Linked DNA regions of Homo sapiens: region 1 is linked to region 2. Evidence: read pairs that join two places in POLR2A ChIA-PET (ENCODE). Cell type or tissue: OCI-LY7. All regions are shown on one strand. Each heading gives the region's core, and the rest is flanking DNA. Links, peaks and the distances in the headings are about the cores only.

What was found. Peaks named below come from ENCODE experiments on the same cell type or tissue, not always from the same donor. Only the 100,000 strongest peaks of a DNase experiment are listed, where the experiment ranks them.
Region 1: POLR2A ChIA-PET joins it to region 2 with 5 read pairs; 2 of 35 experiments call an interaction of 5 or more read pairs at or near these places.

The regions. Positions count from the first base shown.
Region 1 is chr6:137,947,497-137,955,838 of GRCh38, forward strand. LINC02865 (long intergenic non-protein coding RNA 2865) reads left to right here. Exons shown (of 2, transcript NR_174953.1): 2 at 3,645-4,307. Among named protein-coding and RNA genes, the nearest start is that of SIMALR, 5.9 kb to the left of the region's middle. RefSeq lists an enhancer at 7,869-8,342. In OCI-LY7, for the core only: CTCF peaks have their summits at 3,727 (motif pointing right) and 3,927; DNase peaks (open chromatin) are centred at 2,715, 3,305 and 3,755; H3K4me3 peaks cover 2,705 bases; H3K27ac peaks cover 3,215 bases.
Region 2 is chr6:137,751,180-137,759,521 of GRCh38, forward strand. No RefSeq gene overlaps it. Among named protein-coding and RNA genes, the nearest start is that of LINC02539, 16 kb to the left of the region's middle. In OCI-LY7, for the core only: no CTCF peak of the experiment used is centred there; DNase peaks (open chromatin) are centred at 3,422 and 3,712; H3K4me3 peaks cover 1,243 bases; H3K27ac peaks cover 1,653 bases.

The DNA of each region.
Region 1 (8,342 bases), core at 295-8,294, 200 kb after region 2:
AGTACTGTTGAATCTCAAGCTTCTAGAGGAGTTCCTGGCACAGACTAGACACTCAGTAAACATTTACTTAACATATGAATGAGCCTCCATAACCCTCATTTTCTTATTCTATGACCTAAGGATAAAAATACAACCTGCCTTATAGAGTGGTTATGAGGATTAAATGAGAAAATAGAACTTAATAAATGTTAGCCATTATTATTATTACATTATTATTAGTAGTATTGTATTTCTAATACTATGTACTTAGTCTTACTAATATTAATACTATTCTACCACATTACTACTAATACTATAGTAATAGTTTTTAGTAGTTAATTTCCACTACCTTATACTGGTTTTTGAAAAGAAAAATACTACTACTGTAGTAGTAGTATTATTCTTTTCAACAACTATTATATGGTAGTTAAAATTAACTACAATTTACAAATAAGTAAACAAAGATCATAAATATAAATAGCCTACTCATGATCACTTACCTAGCATACATTACAGCTTAAATTTTAAGAGTAAAGAGTTGCAAATAAATACAGATCTTAAGCCTGAATGATTGGAGGGAAGGTGTTACTGATGGCATAAATAGGGTTTTTGAACAGAGGTGACTCTAAAAAAAATGAACTCATGTTGTGCTGAGTGAATAGCTGGATATTCCTGGGAAGATGCCTCACAGACTATCGGACATACAGAACTTTTACTCAGATGAGAGGTGAGCGGTTGGAGATTTGAGCATTAGATGAATATAATATCTCAGTTGTGATCATAATACCATACCTGGAACACACACACACACACACACACACACACACACACACACACTCTCTCTCTCTCTCTCTCTCTCTCTCTGGGACCGAAAGAGTTGCTGCTCTTTGCTCCTCAAATAGGCCTTTCCCTCTCTCTAATTTCTCACCTTCTTATTCATCCAACCCCCCAGCTGACATTTCCTTCCATCTTTCCCATCCTAGACCTTCCCCTGCAACACCCCATGTGCATTTTGGAGGCTCACTATGCAGTCCTTAAGAATGGAATTAACTTCAACACCTTCAAGCAAATCTTTACCAGCTCATGTAGGATCAGGTTCAGGTGTCATGAACTTTTCAGAATAGGACAAATAAACAAAGTATCACAAAAACTCTTTCTCTTATATTTGTCTCTAAAAATAGCTAAAATTTATAGAGCATTGATATGCCAGATGCTAAGTATTATATATATGTTAACTAATTTGTTCTTTATAACAACCCTATGAGGTAGGTGGTATTGTTTTCTCTATATTATAGTGGAAACTGAGACACAAAATAGTTAAGAAATATGTCTAATGTTACAAAACTGTTATGCTATGATTGGTTTGAAAACAACTGGGGTAGACTGGGTATGGTGGCTCATGCCTGTAATCTTAGCACTTTTGGAGGCCAAGGCACGTGGATCAGTTGAGGCCAGGAGTTCAAGTGCCCAGGTTGACCAGCCTGGCCAACATGGCGAAACCCCGTCTCTACTAAAAATACAGAAATTAGCTGGGAGTGGTGATGTACACCTGTATTCCCAGCTACTCAGGAGGCTGAGGCACGAGAATTGCTTGAACCCAGGAGGCAGAGGTTGCAGTGAACTGAGATCTCTGCACTCTAGCCTGGGCAACTTCATCTCAAACAAAAAAAAAAAAAAAAGGAAAGAAAAAGAAAAGAAACTGGAGTAGATTTGGAGGGAAGAGAGAGGAAACCTATAAGGAGGTTGCAGTTAGAGAAAAGAACATTTATAACTAAGATCCTAAAGGAAAAATAATCCCCTGGGATCTGCAACTCTTAGATCACCTCAAAATATAAAATATTAAAAATGAGAATGTCATGTCACCTCTAAAGTTCAGTGACATTTGGTGAAAAGAATAGCAGCCAAAACTTTTTAGTCTGGTCACTAGACATAGCTCTGCCAACAACCAGGTAAGAGATTTTAGGCAAGTTCCTCTCTAATCTCTGGGGCTCAGTTTCCTCCTTTGTACTAGAAAGGGGCTTGACTAGTTAACTTCTGAGGGCTTTTATACTTGAATTACTACATCGGTTTATTAGGCTGCCTAGCTGTGTACATCACCAGTCTGCAAACATATTCTTCTTTAAGCACGAGTTTCTTCATGTTACTTCCCGACCCCAAAACACTTTTTGACGCTTTCTCTTGCCTTTGTGCTGCCATCCCCCAAATAGCTGTGACAATCTTGATATTAGAAATAGCCATCTTGTGGGGAAAAACCTCAAGCTTCCCATTTGTTTTCTAGTATTAACTATCAGAAGAATTTACTGGTAATCCACTTAAAGAGATGAAGCCTTATTAAAACCAAAAACAAGTGGCTCATGGGAAAGCTTTTGTGCACTTGAGCATAACTCCTCATTTGTGTCAGCCAAAGGTTGTCCTGACTTATATTGTCATGCATTTTAACCAAATTAAGGTATCACATCATCATTACAAGTTTCACAATTTGTATCCTGGAGTTGTCTTGTTCTTTTTTCTTTTACCAAAAAATCTGAGTTTAAGGAAAAACTTTAACCTGAAAAGTGAGCGGACTCACTTAGCACAATGTCAGCTGACCTACTTGTTTCAGTTTAAATGAAACTAACTTTTGCTCTTAATTCTCCCTTCTTCTTTCCTCTCCCCTACTCTCACCTACTTCCTGGAAAATGTCATTCAGGTCAGAGTTCTTAGATGCAATGTGAGATGGTTTCTGTCTTCCCAACCAGGTGATTTAGCACCTGGGCCTGCATGTTGCTATAGCTGCAATGTTTAGACATGGGTTTGCAAGTGAGTAGAGTCTAAAAACAGAGTTTTGTTGATAATGCATATGCCACAGAATTCTTGAATTGCTTAGTTACCATTGAGCTTGGTTATAAGTAGAAACCACTTATTTAAAAAAGAAAAAAAAAAACCACCATTTGCAAATGAGATCTACTGAAAGGCAAATAAAGCCTTGTTTAAAAGTGTGGCTATTATCAGTAATAGCAATTATGATGATTTATGCTGCTTGGTACATTTCCACATAGGCTTTATATGCATTTTTAATAATAATTCTCAAAACCATGGAGGAGGGGGACAGGCATTCATTCATTCACTCGTTCATTCAATCAACTGTCCTAGCTTGTGAGAAGGACAAACGGCCAGACCGCTTTTTGAGACAATGAACAGGTAGTTAGAGAAAAGGTCGGGTATTTGCAGGGCTGATTGCATCCTGGGACTCAGAAGGTCCAGAAGTGATACACCAGGAGCTCAAGAATTGCAACCATAATTTATGCAAATGATTCACACTAGAGTTAATAGTACAAGTTACAGAAACCCGACAGCTGGACAGGAAGAGGCTATTTTAGATTCAAGCCAACAGGTGGGCATCACCTGGGATTCATCATTGCAATCTTGCTAGAGCAGCATATTCCCACCTTGTCAAGAAGAAGGACCCACGTTTAACATCAAAATGTCTTGGGGACTCCCCACACGCTAATTGTCATCTTCTTTATATCTGTTAATTGAGAAATATATAACAATAAAAATCTGTTCATTAAAAATATATAACGATAAAAATCAACTAGGAATCAGCAGAGATTTAACATGAATTTATATTTCACTAATTCTACCAGTGCTATGCCAGTTTTCAATTTATTACCTCTTTGTTCCAGATTTCTTCAGCAGCTGCTCTACAAATATGCAATGGACCCTTTAAGCATTTCTCCTTTACAGTGAGCACAATGCTAAGCTTTGTCAGCAGATGCCACTGGAGCAGCATTGCAGAAGAAAGCGAGTTTCTCTTCCTGATTTTGGTGTGCTACTTTTCTTCTTCTTGCTCCAGCTGCATTATCCATCAGTGGTACTATGTATAAGACCATCCCGCTGTGCCCTGCCCTACCACCTGCCCAGAGGCACATCCCTCACTGACTATTTGGCCTGATTCTGAGCCTGTGGCCACCTTCTCACAGCCCTGCAACACAGGCACTGTGTGCTCCAGGCCTCACGTCCCCAGCAGTGGCCTGACTGTGCACTTAGCCACAGCCTCAGTTTGCCTGTGCTCCAAGAAATTGCATCCTATTTGCCCAGCAGCTATGGACCAGCTCCTGGTCCTGGAAAACAGCAGGCTTCTCTGACATCTAGTGGACTGCAAACACACCTTCTCCAACAAGGCCTGACCCCAGCCTTAAGGAGAGAACCGTCTTTCCGAGTTGTCTTTCCTTGGGTACTCTCCCTCAATCCTCGGATACCCTTGAAAGTTCTCTTTACATTGTTATAGTTATTCTTCTATCACTGTCGAATAATTTTTTATATTAAACTTCTCTTGCTTTACATTACTATGTGGTTTCTGTCTCTTGCTTGAACTCAGACTGATAGAAGTTCATTTGGAAAAACAGCAACACTTATGTGTACGAGATATTCAATCTACAGATAACATTTGGTATAAGAAAGCATTCTCAAATCCCTTGCTACTGATACCTGCAACCTTCTAGTGTCCATAGTCACCAAGTCAGGAAACCCTGGACTAAAAATGGACAGATTGGCAGGAAGAAAGAATCCTTGACATGAAAATGAAGCTATTTGGGGGATAAGGTGAACAGTGTAGGATGCAGGAAGCTTTGATTGCTAGGGAACAGTGTTGGTGTTCAGTGGTCAGCCCTGCTTCCTCTTCATCCAGAATCTATGAAATTCACAAAGATAAAGTCTGTCTTGGATTGAAGAGATGGGAAAGAGTAGACTGGGGCTATATGCAGTCAGAATTGGCTCAAACACTAGACTGGGATGTAGCCTATGGATGGATATCAGCTCTATCCCAGCCTATGGAGCCTACGGATGTAGCCTATGGATATAGGCTTCATCCCATTCCAGTGTCTGAGCCAATTCTGACTGCATATAGCCCCAGTCTATATGTACTCCGAAGGGGGAGGGGAGGCAACAGCAAACCCAATAGTGAAGATCAGAGAACAGCTGGGAGATGCAGGGCAGAGCTGACATCAGCATTTATTAAGCACCTGTTTGACAGAAGAGTATATAAGGCAGGGGGATATTAGGTTAACTGCTCAAGAGCATCCAGTTTACAAGTGGAATGTGCATGCTTAGAAAACAGGTCACCTGCTTCTTAAATAGGAATTCCTCTTTATCACACTGCTAATCTTCCCTGGGCTTACTATTAGGGGTAGAACAGATGGTTTTTGTCATTTTCTACATTCCAGAACAGATTAAGGACTCACCTATTTATTGAAGATATTGATGAAATTGGGTTTTTTTGAAATATCTGGATCTGGCTTTTGGAGGATTCGATTTGGGAGAACATTTTAAATTCCTCTTTGATTTTCCACCAGATTGGGGCTTTTTAAGCTATTCCTTGGCTCAATTTTGGTAATTTACAATTCTCCCCAAAAAAAGATTTATTTCATCTAAATATTCAATTTATGTGCTTAATGTTGTAAGTAGTATTTAATTTCTAAGTATCTTCTATATCTGTGGCCAAACTGATTTTTTACAACAAATGATAATGTTACTGTGTTTTCTTCCCTTTCTTTCTTTGTTCCCTTTCCCTTTCTTCTGTGGTCACAGAAGCCAGGGGTTTACCTAAGTTTTTCCATAGAACCAGCTCTGTGTTTTTCATGTCAATTCTATTCCATTGTTTTCCTTGTTTCTTTGTTTTCAATTTGATAGAAGCAGTGTTATGGGAGATCTCAGATGCAGAGATGTGTTAATTATACTCTCTTCTTTATGGCTCATATCACAATTATTCTGGATGAGACAGTATAATTATTTTAATTATTTTGTCTTTTCACTCTACCATCATCTTCACTCCCATTCCCTTCTCCTGAATATACTTCTTACTGTCCTTGGGTCTGTGTGTATCTTAGGAAAAATATAATATGTTTTTAAATTTATTTTACTCAACTGCTTGATTTTAACATCTACGCACGTTGTATGCTTATGTTAGTTTCCTATTGCTGCTATAATAACTTATTACAAACTTAGTGGCTTCAAAGAACAAAAAAAATTCTCTAAAACGTAACACATTTCTTTTATAACCTGCAAGTGGGAAAGTCTATTACCTAAAATCCAGAAGCCATGACAATGATTGTTACAGTGACTATACAAAAACCTACAAATCCTCCATGCCAACACACACACACACAAACACACACACATACACACACCCCTGTAGGCAAAGCAAAGAAACAAATGATAACCTGGGTAGAAGTCATGAATATTTTGCTAAAATTCACAATTCCTATTATAAAGGGCTAATCTCTTACATAAAGAGCTCCTACAAATCAATAAGACCATCAACCCTGCATAAAAATGAGCAAAGAATATGAACAGATTGTTCACACTAAAATAACTGCAAGTGATTTTTAAACATGTGAAAAGATGATCAATGTTGACTTACAAGAGGAATGCAAATTAAAAATACATGGAAATACTACTTTTCTTTCATTAGAAGGGCAAAAATCCAGAAGTTCGGTGACTGTCTTGTCAAGACTGTGGGAAAACAGGCAGGAATGTAAACAGTTACAAACCCTCTGGAGGGCAATGTGGCAAAATTACAATAATCTATCAAAAATGTAAGACTATATATGCTTTAACCAGGCACTTCTAGAAATTTATCCTAAAGATAAACTACCACATACACAATGACATATGTACATTTTGTGATCTATTTAAAAGAGTAAGATTGAAAACAATGTAAATGTCCATCAATAGAGATTCTTAGTTATGCCTCCACCAAAAAAAATAAATTATTCTCTTACAGTTCTGGAGGTCAGAAGTCCAAAATCAGTCTCACTGGGCTAAAGTCAAGGTGTCAGTGGAACTGGTCCTTTCTGGAGGTTCTGAGGCCACCCGCATTCCTTGGCTCATGGCTGATTCCTTGCTTCACTCCCACCTTTTACTTCCTTCATCACATCTTCCACTCCTGACTGTTGATCCTACTGCCTCCCTCTGATAAGGAGCCTTGTTATCACATTGGCCCACCCTAGGAACCCAGGATCACCACCCCCATCTCAAGATCACTAACCTAATCGAAGCTGCAAAGGTTGTGGACATGTGGATGTAGCCATTTTTGGAGCACTGTTATCCAGCCTACCACAATGCTCATCCAGTCCATCTCTTCTAACAGCTGTGTGGCATTCTGTGGCATACCTGCCCCATATTTTAGTTATCCATGCCCTACAAATAAACAGCTGCTACCATGTACATCTCTTCTGTAAATATCCTCTAACATGGTCTCTTGAGCATCTATGTGAGACTGGTGAAATCAGACACAAATTCCCAAGCCCCATCATCTGGAAGGGTGTCAACTACCTAGACTGCATAACAAAACAAATCCCGTGTAAAGATTGTTGCCAAGTTCACCCTTGTTTGGGGACTTGATAGCAATTTTCCCTTAAAAACCAAAATTCTACTCACTAGCCATGGGTTATACTGGGAAGAACTACTGCCAGCTTGTTGTGTGCACACACGTGCCATTTCTCCAATTATTCCCAGGTTGCTCTCCAGATTGGCTGTATCATTTTACATTTTTCACCTGCGGTGCAAGAAGATTGTAATTTTCTTCAAAACCCTGCTAACATATGGTAATATCAGATTTTCTCATTATTTACTATGACGGGGATAAAATGGTTTCCCATTTTCATTGAGGCACTATTTGTTTTTGTTTTTGTTTTTGGTGGTGGTTTTAAGGAGCAGAGAGTTTAATAGGCAAGAAAGAAGGAAGAAGCTCCCCCATACAGAGACCCAGGGAGGGGCAGTTCCAAAGCCAAGTGAGGAAACCCTGTGTGCCTTGGAAAAGTGGCTGCTTATATGAGGTGGCTGGAGGAGGTGGTGTCTGATTTGCATAGGGCTCAGGGGATTGGTTTGACCAGGCATGTCACTCACATAGCCCGTGGAAAAAAACTGGACCTCCCACCTAGCCTTTTAATATGCCAATGCAGGGTGCCACGCTGTTCTACACACGTGGAGATACATGGGGGTGGCCATGTTGCCAGGCATGTGTGAGGCCAGGGCAAGAAGAAGAGGGCGGGAATCGCCATGTTTGGGTGGACCCAGTTTCTAATGGCCTTCATTTGCATATCAAAGCTTACCGGCCAGGTCTAAGAACCTGCGCTTTCCTGTGAAGCGCTCTGATTATTATGTGGTTGACCATCTATTGATGTGCTTGCTTGCTATCCATGCCGCTTCCTACTTTTTGGAATCTGCTCCTCATTTTCTTCCAGAGTGTTTCACTTGGTACTTGGTGTGGTGATAGTTGATATTGTTGTTCATTTGAAGAAGTTCTTTGTATTTTCTTTTTTCTTTTTTTTTTTTTTTTTGAGACGGAGTCTTGCTCTTTCGCTTAGGCTGGAGTGCAGTGG
Region 2 (8,342 bases), core at 56-8,055:
AGTCTCCTTGTGTACAATTCAGAGGGAAATTCTTCGTTCTATTCCCTTGCTTCACATTAGTTGAAAGGGAAACAATCCAATGCTAGCTCAGAATTTGGCAGGAAGGCTGAAATACCTTTCTTTTGTTTTTTATTTTTGCAGTGATGGGGGTCTCACTATGTTGCCCTGACTGGTCTCAAACTCCTGGCCTTAAATAATTAAATAATTCTCCTGTCTCAGCCAGGAGTTTATTGTGTATATTCAAGGTTTACAACATGATCTTATGGGATACATAGAGATAGTAAGATGGTTATGATAGTGAAGCAAACTAATGTATCCCAGTGAGAGAAAACAGTGCAGATGCGTTCCGCCTTGCCTGTCTTTGTCCATCCCTACAGTGGTGGGACTCCAAGGCAAAATTAGCTTGAATTCACCAGTGATAGTAGTGCTTAGAGAGAAATCTTCTCGTGAAAATAAAGCTAAATTGTATTAAATATGTATGTGCCAGACAATGATCTAAGCTGTCTATACAAGTTAATTCATGGCATCCTTACTACTCTCTCCTCATAGAAGACTATTATTATCTCCATGTTAAAGACCCAGCAGCTGGGACACAGAGAGAAGAGATCATTTGCCAACAGAGTAAAGAATAAGCAGCAGCAGAAGGGATTATTACCAGGAGCCAGTCCTGACCATTACTGGCATGGGGCAGGTATTTAAAGAACAGATACAGTTGCAGGCACTGAAGAGATCATTTTTCAGACTAAGGACAATATTTGAAGAGGAAAGGCCAAAAATATTGAGCCTAGCAAACAGGAATTGACGGCAGTGATGGAAAGTCTGTGAGGAAGTGATCCTCCAGGTCTGTGCAGGCAGGGGACAACCTGTGGATGTTGGCAGGGGGTCTCTTCAGCAGAGAGTAGGATCCAGCTGCGGGGTCATGGTCAGTTTCTGGGCATGGAATGTGAAAGCCCAACATGGACTTTAGTACTGAAATTAGCCTGGGTCATCTGTGTAGCTACCGGAAGTGAAATTTGAAAACTGTAACCAAAAGAAACCAAGCCATCAAAAAGTGTAATATCCAATGGGGACTGATCTAAGGAAGTGAGAGGCCAGTAATCCAAAAGGAAAAGGAGGCCAAGAGCGAAGAACAGCCCAGGAGGCATGCCGAACCTCATCTCCAGCATGGTCCTGGCCACTGCGAGACTAGCTGGGTTTCCACCTTTCCTGGCCCAGTTGTGGTCAGGTGGCCCAGCTTCAGGCCAGGAGGGGAAGAAACAGCAGCCAAGGCTGACAGGAAACCTGAAACCTAAAAACTCCCCATGCCTTCCACATGACAAACACGACAGGACTCAAGTGTCCAACACTAGCATTTCAACTCCGTCTCAACTTGATACCAATCCTTGCACTTTCAGGCCAGGAGAAAATAGATTTTGAGCTCAAATAATGTTAATGCTCCATTTTTTTTTAATGTGGGAAAATAAGAAACAACCAAAATCTGATGGGATGTCATCAAGAAAATCATGAAACAGCATTTGATCACGTAATCTGCCATCATCACAAATCACGTTTTCAAGGAATATTCACTGTCTAAGGAAATGCACGTCACGTAAGGGTATGAAGAAAAGCAGGCTGACATGCCAGAATGTGCTCTAGATTTGCTGAGAGAAATTGTGTTTTGGTACAATAAAGAAGTTGTACTGACAGAATATAGCCCTGTTTTATATAATTAATAAATTGCCTTCATTCACAGAATATTGATGGTACTGTTATACCATAAGAATAGTCAAGATATGTGAAATATCAAAGTGTCCTTACTTGCATAAAATTTAATCCCTAAAAACCTGTCACCTGATATATCTAGATACTTGAAAACTTAATCATGGTAATTTTTACCTTTTTTTTGGTTAGCCTTTTAGCAACTTGGTTTAGTTTTCCCCTTTTGGAACTAAATAAACATTGTAAAATTTAAAATTACTACATAGAGACTAAAATTGTTCATGTAAAATTTCCACATAGCAGATTAATACATATTGACCTTTACCTTTAACAGATATGGACAAAAGTAGTTAAATGTTTTTGTTGAGTGTTTATTTAACTGCCTGTGGGAAAAAAAGAAAAACTTTTCTGAGCGTAATTTAATTGTTTGGAAGTTTTGGATAGTGCAGACTTTCTATTCTTATAGATTGAGAATCAATCAAGTATAGGTAAATTTTAAGGGGTTGAGATTTCTTTGAAACCATAAAGAAGAGGCAGGGAACTGCTCATACTTCTGTTTTGTTTTGCATGGTAGCCATTGCAAGTACCTTATGCATGAAATTAAATTGCTTGGGCTACAAACACTAAAGAGTCACATTAGCAATCCTCAAGCATTTGGTGGGAGAAGGGGGTGTTGTTGATGGTAGAGAACTACTTTCTGATTTTCTTCAAGTCTAATGGAGGGGATAGGAGTGGTGTGGCTTAAATAGAAGAGTGGAGTGGTGTGGCTTAAATAGAAGAGCGGACTTCCCGTGAGAGAGTGCAGATAAGCCAATTGATCCCCTTTCCCACACTGCTGGCATGAGGCAGGGCCAGAGATGCCAGGCCCCAGAGCCACAGGAAACCTGGAAGAGGCAGGACAGGCTGAGGGGTGAACAGGGTGGAGAGGGCACAGGAAGTGCACAGGATCCTCAGGGCGACCAAGGAAAGGAATGTGTGAGCTGGTGCCAAGAAGCTGAGGATAAAAAAGGATGAAGAAAGGAGAAGGGACTGGGTCAGCTGTAGGATAAGGAAGCTGGAGGAGGGGGCTCCTGGGCAGCCCTTGGTATGCCATCTTAGTTTCATTCCACACCTTGATAGGTAAGTCTTAGTTCTTCCATGGTCCCTCTCTTCTGAATTCTCAGGTGACCTCTCCCATAAGAGATACAACAGCTAATTCAGGCACCATCAGACAGCCCGGAGCCTGGGCTTCTGGGCATCATCCACACACCCCATGCAGGGATGGGGAGGTTAGGAAGATGCTGGGGAGTTTGTGGGTGTCTGAGATCAAGGTATGGGGAGGGAGGAGGTCTGTTGGTGGAGTCTACACTATTCCCCACTGCTCCAGGGTAATTCTCACCAGTATTCAGATTTGCCCCATCAAGTAGAGATATAAAAATACAGCTAGTACGTGAGGCCCTAGTCAGGAATACCTGCCCTCAATCCAGTCAACCCCATGTTCTCCCCATCTTCTCCCGATTCACCACAAGCTCTCCCCTCACTCCCATGATTGTCTTTAAGATGTTCAGGAGGTTATCACTCATGGCTACAGCAGTTCCAAATACAAAATTCATTTCTGGCTTATACTTCCAACCACCCCCCCACATTACCCACACCCACTTTCAAAAAGGATCTGAGGTCTATAAGTTGATATTCTATATAAATTGAAATAGAAAACGAAAAACTATTTGGAGAAAAGAGGAAGGAAATATACCAGCGGGTATAATTACTGTCACAGAGTAAGTCACAAAGAAATTGACTGAGGAAGTTGAAACTACTAAATACTCTTGTCTGTCTATATGTACTAACATCTCAGAGAAAATTCATTTCAATAGCACTAATTAATATCAATTTTATTGTATTCAATTAAAATGCTGTAGTTATAAAGCAAAATAATCTTAAAGATTATAAAATAGGTTTATGTTGATAGCAGAAGACACCTGATACCAGTAGCTGTATGAAAGCCATCACTTGGCAAAAGTCAAATGTGAAAGACAAACACAAGGATGCTTAACCACACATGTGGAGCCTGAAAATCAAGCAAATTGAAGCAGGTTGAATCACAGAAAAAAGCATGGATTTTAAAATCAGGCAAACCTTCTGAATTCAACTCAGCTTCCTATTCACTAGCTATGTCTCATGACCTCTCTGTGCTTCAACTTATTCATACCCAAAGCTTAGAAAGTTTGTAGTGAGAAATAGCCATAGGCATCTAATGAATCTACTACAGTGCCTGCCACACAGGAGGCACTCAATAAATAGTATTTATTAATCAAGCCCCTATAATAATTCAGGCAGTATTCTAGGTGCCAAAATTAGACTAATGAATGAAAGAAATCTTTGTTTTAATGAGGTTTATGCTGTGATGGGAGCAAATAGCCAGCAAGTAAGCAGAGAAAGAAGAAAGGGTGGGAGGAGGAAAGAAGGAAAGGAGGGAGAGGAGAGAGATCTGAAAGTGATATTCTATTGAAAAAATACAATAGTAATAAGGTAGAGAGTATCTTGGGGCAAGGGCTAGCTCCTCTAGCTAAGCAGTTGGACTTCTCCAACTGCCTCCTCAGAAGGCCTCTCTTAGGAGATGACATTTTGTCTGAGTGCTGATTGATGGAAAGGAAGTCAGAGTGGGTTAAGATCTTGTGAACAAGGACTCCAGCCAGAGGGAGTGGCAAACAGCAAAGGCCTTGGGACCAGAACAAATTTAACGTTTCCAGAGACAAAGAAAAGCCAATGAGGGACACGAAAGAAGTGTTATAAGTGGCATGTTATGAGTGGCAGAGGAGGGTATAGGCTAGGTCCTAGGTATTGGTGGAGTCAATTCAAGTAAGCCCTTGAAGGCCCAAATTGAGCTTAGATTTTATTTTAATTACAATGGGAAATGATGGGAGGGTTTTAAGCAGGAGAGTCATATGATGAAATGTAATTTTCAGAAAGACTATTCTGTGTGCTGTATGAAGAATGAAGGTGAGTTCTCACGGGTGGAGAAAGGCTGGAAGCAGGCAGACCAGGTAGGACACTGTGGGAGTCATTCAGGTGAAAGGTTGCTCAGGTGATCCTCAGCGATGGAGCAGGTGAGATGTGGTTGGATTGGGGATATATTTTGGAGGCAGAGAGGACAGGACTTCCCAAAGAATTAGATATGAGGGAAGAAAGAGATCAGAGATGATTCCCAGATGTTAGACCTGAGCCATAGGCTGATAGGTAAGGCAATGTCATTTGCTAAGATAAGGAAGAGCAGTGGAGAGATGGTTTGGGATTGATGGGGTAAAGATGGTCAGACATCTAAGTGGACATTCCAAGTAGACAGTTAGACATACAGACTGGAAATCAGGACCACACCTGGGAGATAATGCCTTCAATCCCAGAACTTTGGGAAACTGAGGTGGGCAGATCATGAAGTCAGGAGATCGAGACCATCTTGACCAACAAGGTGAAACCCCGTCTTTACTAAAATACAAAAAATTAGCCAGGCGTGGTGGTGTGCGCTTGTAGTCCCAGCTACTCAGGAGACTGAGGCGGGCGAATCGCTTGAACCCGGGAGGCAGAGGTTGCAGTGAGCTGAGATTGCACCACTGTACTCCAGCCTGGCGACAGAGCAAGACTCTGTCTCCAAAACGAAAAAAAAAAAGAAAAGAAAAAAAAAAAGAAAATTGTATTTATATAAAGTGTAATGTAAACTTACATTATACAAAATATCCAATTCAGTTTTACCAAATCGAAAAGAAAAAGCTTGACACTATTAGAAAGTGATATTCACTATTTTTTATGGAATTAAGTATTCTCAAAAACTTTTATTTAAATAACTCTTAAGTTACCTCTATCAACACACAAAAGTTGATTCAGTTAAAGAAAAAACAAAAAAAACTTAATTTCTCTGTGGGCATCAAAATCTGATAGAAGCAAGAAATGATTCAGTTGCAGTATCAGAAACATAGTTTTTATATCAACAAAATTCCTTCTTTGTTTCTTTGTTGGGTTTTTTTTTTTTTTTTTTTTTTTTTTTGACTAAGTCTTGCTCTGTCACACAGGCTGGAGTGCCGTGGCTCCATCGTACCTCACTGCAACCTCAACCTCCTGGGCTCAAGCGATCCTCTTGACTCAGCCTCCCAGATAGCTGGAACTATAGGCATGCACCACCACACCCAGCTAAAACAAAATTCTTATAAAACACAATCATTGATGCTAGATAAAATTCTGTGTCACTGATTCATAGCTTCTGATGGGTATAGTTAAAATCCTTCCTTTGGGGTGGAAAAAAGGGAGAAAGGTGCCCTCAGAGCAGTATTTTTCTTAATATTCTAGTGATGTCCAAGATGGCCTGCATTAATTATAATAAACTGATTTTGGTTGGATTCCTCTATTCTGCTCTGGTAGGGTGCTCAGGCTAACCTGTTCTGAAGATCTCAGAGATGTGGTATCAGGTGAGAAGTCCAAATGCCACATACCGAAGCTTCCATTGAAATGAGCATGGAGAAATGACTAGAGAGATTACCTGCTTCTACTCTTAATACCCAATTAGACCTATCTTGAGAAATCGACTATTGTTGAGTGTCAATTACGGTGATATTTACTATTCATTAAATATCTCCTGTAGGCCAGGCTTATGCATGATCTCATTTTAACCACCAAAACAAATTCAGGTGTTTTTTTTTGTTTTAGAGGTAAGAAAACTAAAGATCAACTAGATTATTATTTGCTCAGAGGTAGAACATGGGTTTATTCACAGTTGTGTCTAAATCTAAATGTAATTCTCTGCCTAGTTTATTATATTGTGCCCATCAGTAAAAATAAACATCACTGAAAATTAACATTGATAACAGAGATAGCTGAAGATGTAGGGGTGAGTTGTTACAAAGACTGTAACTTACTTTCACATGGTTCTGCAAACACATACAGCTGATCCTTATTATCTGCAGTAGTCACATTCTATACAGTCTCTATGAACACTACATTAGCAAATACTGAGCCATTGCTCCCAGGAGAAATACAGGGTTAGGTTCTTGCGAGCCTCTGGTCACAACATTTCTGTCAATGAACATATATATATATAAAAAATCTTGTTTCATGTGTGTTTCTATTTAAAGTCACCTTATTTAATATATATTTTTCACTCATTAATATTGAACTCATGGCAAACTATACTATAACTCATGCCTGAACTAAGCTTCTCTAACACAGATATTTTCTGTTAGGCACATCACAGCCTTTTTGAGCTTAGGATCACTAGGCAGTACTTCAGCACTATGCTCAGGGTCCATTTTAAATAGTGAAATCATCCACAGGAAAAAAAATGCAAAAAAAATGTGACACTGAATAAACTGTGGAAAGGACACTTGCTGAGTTTTGGGGGATTGAGGAGAGATGCAGGATGCATGAGCCCTGCCATCATGGAGCTTTTAATCTATTACTAGAGGCAAAATTAACACAGTGAAATATTCACAAGACAATATAATTGAGCAGGTGAATGGGGTGAGGACAGTGTTTTATATTACACTATCTGTTCTTGGTGGCTTTTATCTTTCCTTTTTCCAGGTTTTTCAGGCACCAGTGGTACTTTCTATATGAGCTTCTTTTAGGGTAAGGCAGATCAGCCTAAAACAAAGAAGTCCATTAAAAATGTGACTGGATTTCTTAAATGCAGAGTAGAAACTATAATCTGAAAGCCAAAGGGTTGTTTATTTGTGAGAACCAGCCTTTGTTCTGTGAACTAAATTGATTCCATGGAATTCTAAAAGCTGAGATTAATAAGATTGTATTATATGATTTATAATTCAAGTTTTGTGGATTGGACACTGAGCAGTAACCTCTACAGAACAGTGAAGAGTGCCAGTTGATATATTTGCCTTCTTACCCACAATGGAAAGGATTTCCCAGTGAGCAAGAAGAGGAAATTTAGAGAGAATAAAATAGAGTGCTTAATAAGAATAAGATAGCTAGTGACAAAATCTGTTCCCTCCTGTGGTCAAACCTTAGGTGGAGTGTGGTAAAGACACTCAGAAATCCTTACTTAATAGTACTTTCCATGGCAGACCCCAAGAAGACAGCCAGTGTTTTAACCTCAGGTGCTATAATGAAATACCATGACTGATGGCTTCAACAACAAACATGTATTTCCCATAGTTCTGGAGGCTGGGAAGACCACAATCGAGGTGCCAGCAGATTTGGTGTCTAGTAAAGGCCCACTTCCTGGCTCATAGGCGATGCCTTCTCATGGTGTCCTCGCATGGTGGGGAGAAGAAGCAAGCTATCTTAAGATTATTCTAAGAACATTAATCCCATTAATAAGGGCTCCATTCTCATGACCTCATCTAATCCTACTTACCTCCCAAAGACCCCACCTCCTAATACTATCACATTACAAGGTAGGGTTTCAACATACAAGTTTTGGGAGACACAAGCATTCAGTTTCTAACAGAGTTTCATGGAAAAACATCTATTTTGAATGGCATTTGAACAACACGGCTCTTCGAAAATGAATGAGCAATGACTGAGAGAGGTGGTGAGGCAGACCAGGCCTTCGCACAGCCTTGCAGAGCCATGTACATCACAGAATACTAAAGATAGGCAACAGAGAGTTTTCAGTCCTCAAGGAGAGGAATAGAAGAGGTGTAGGAGTGGGTGGGTCACAG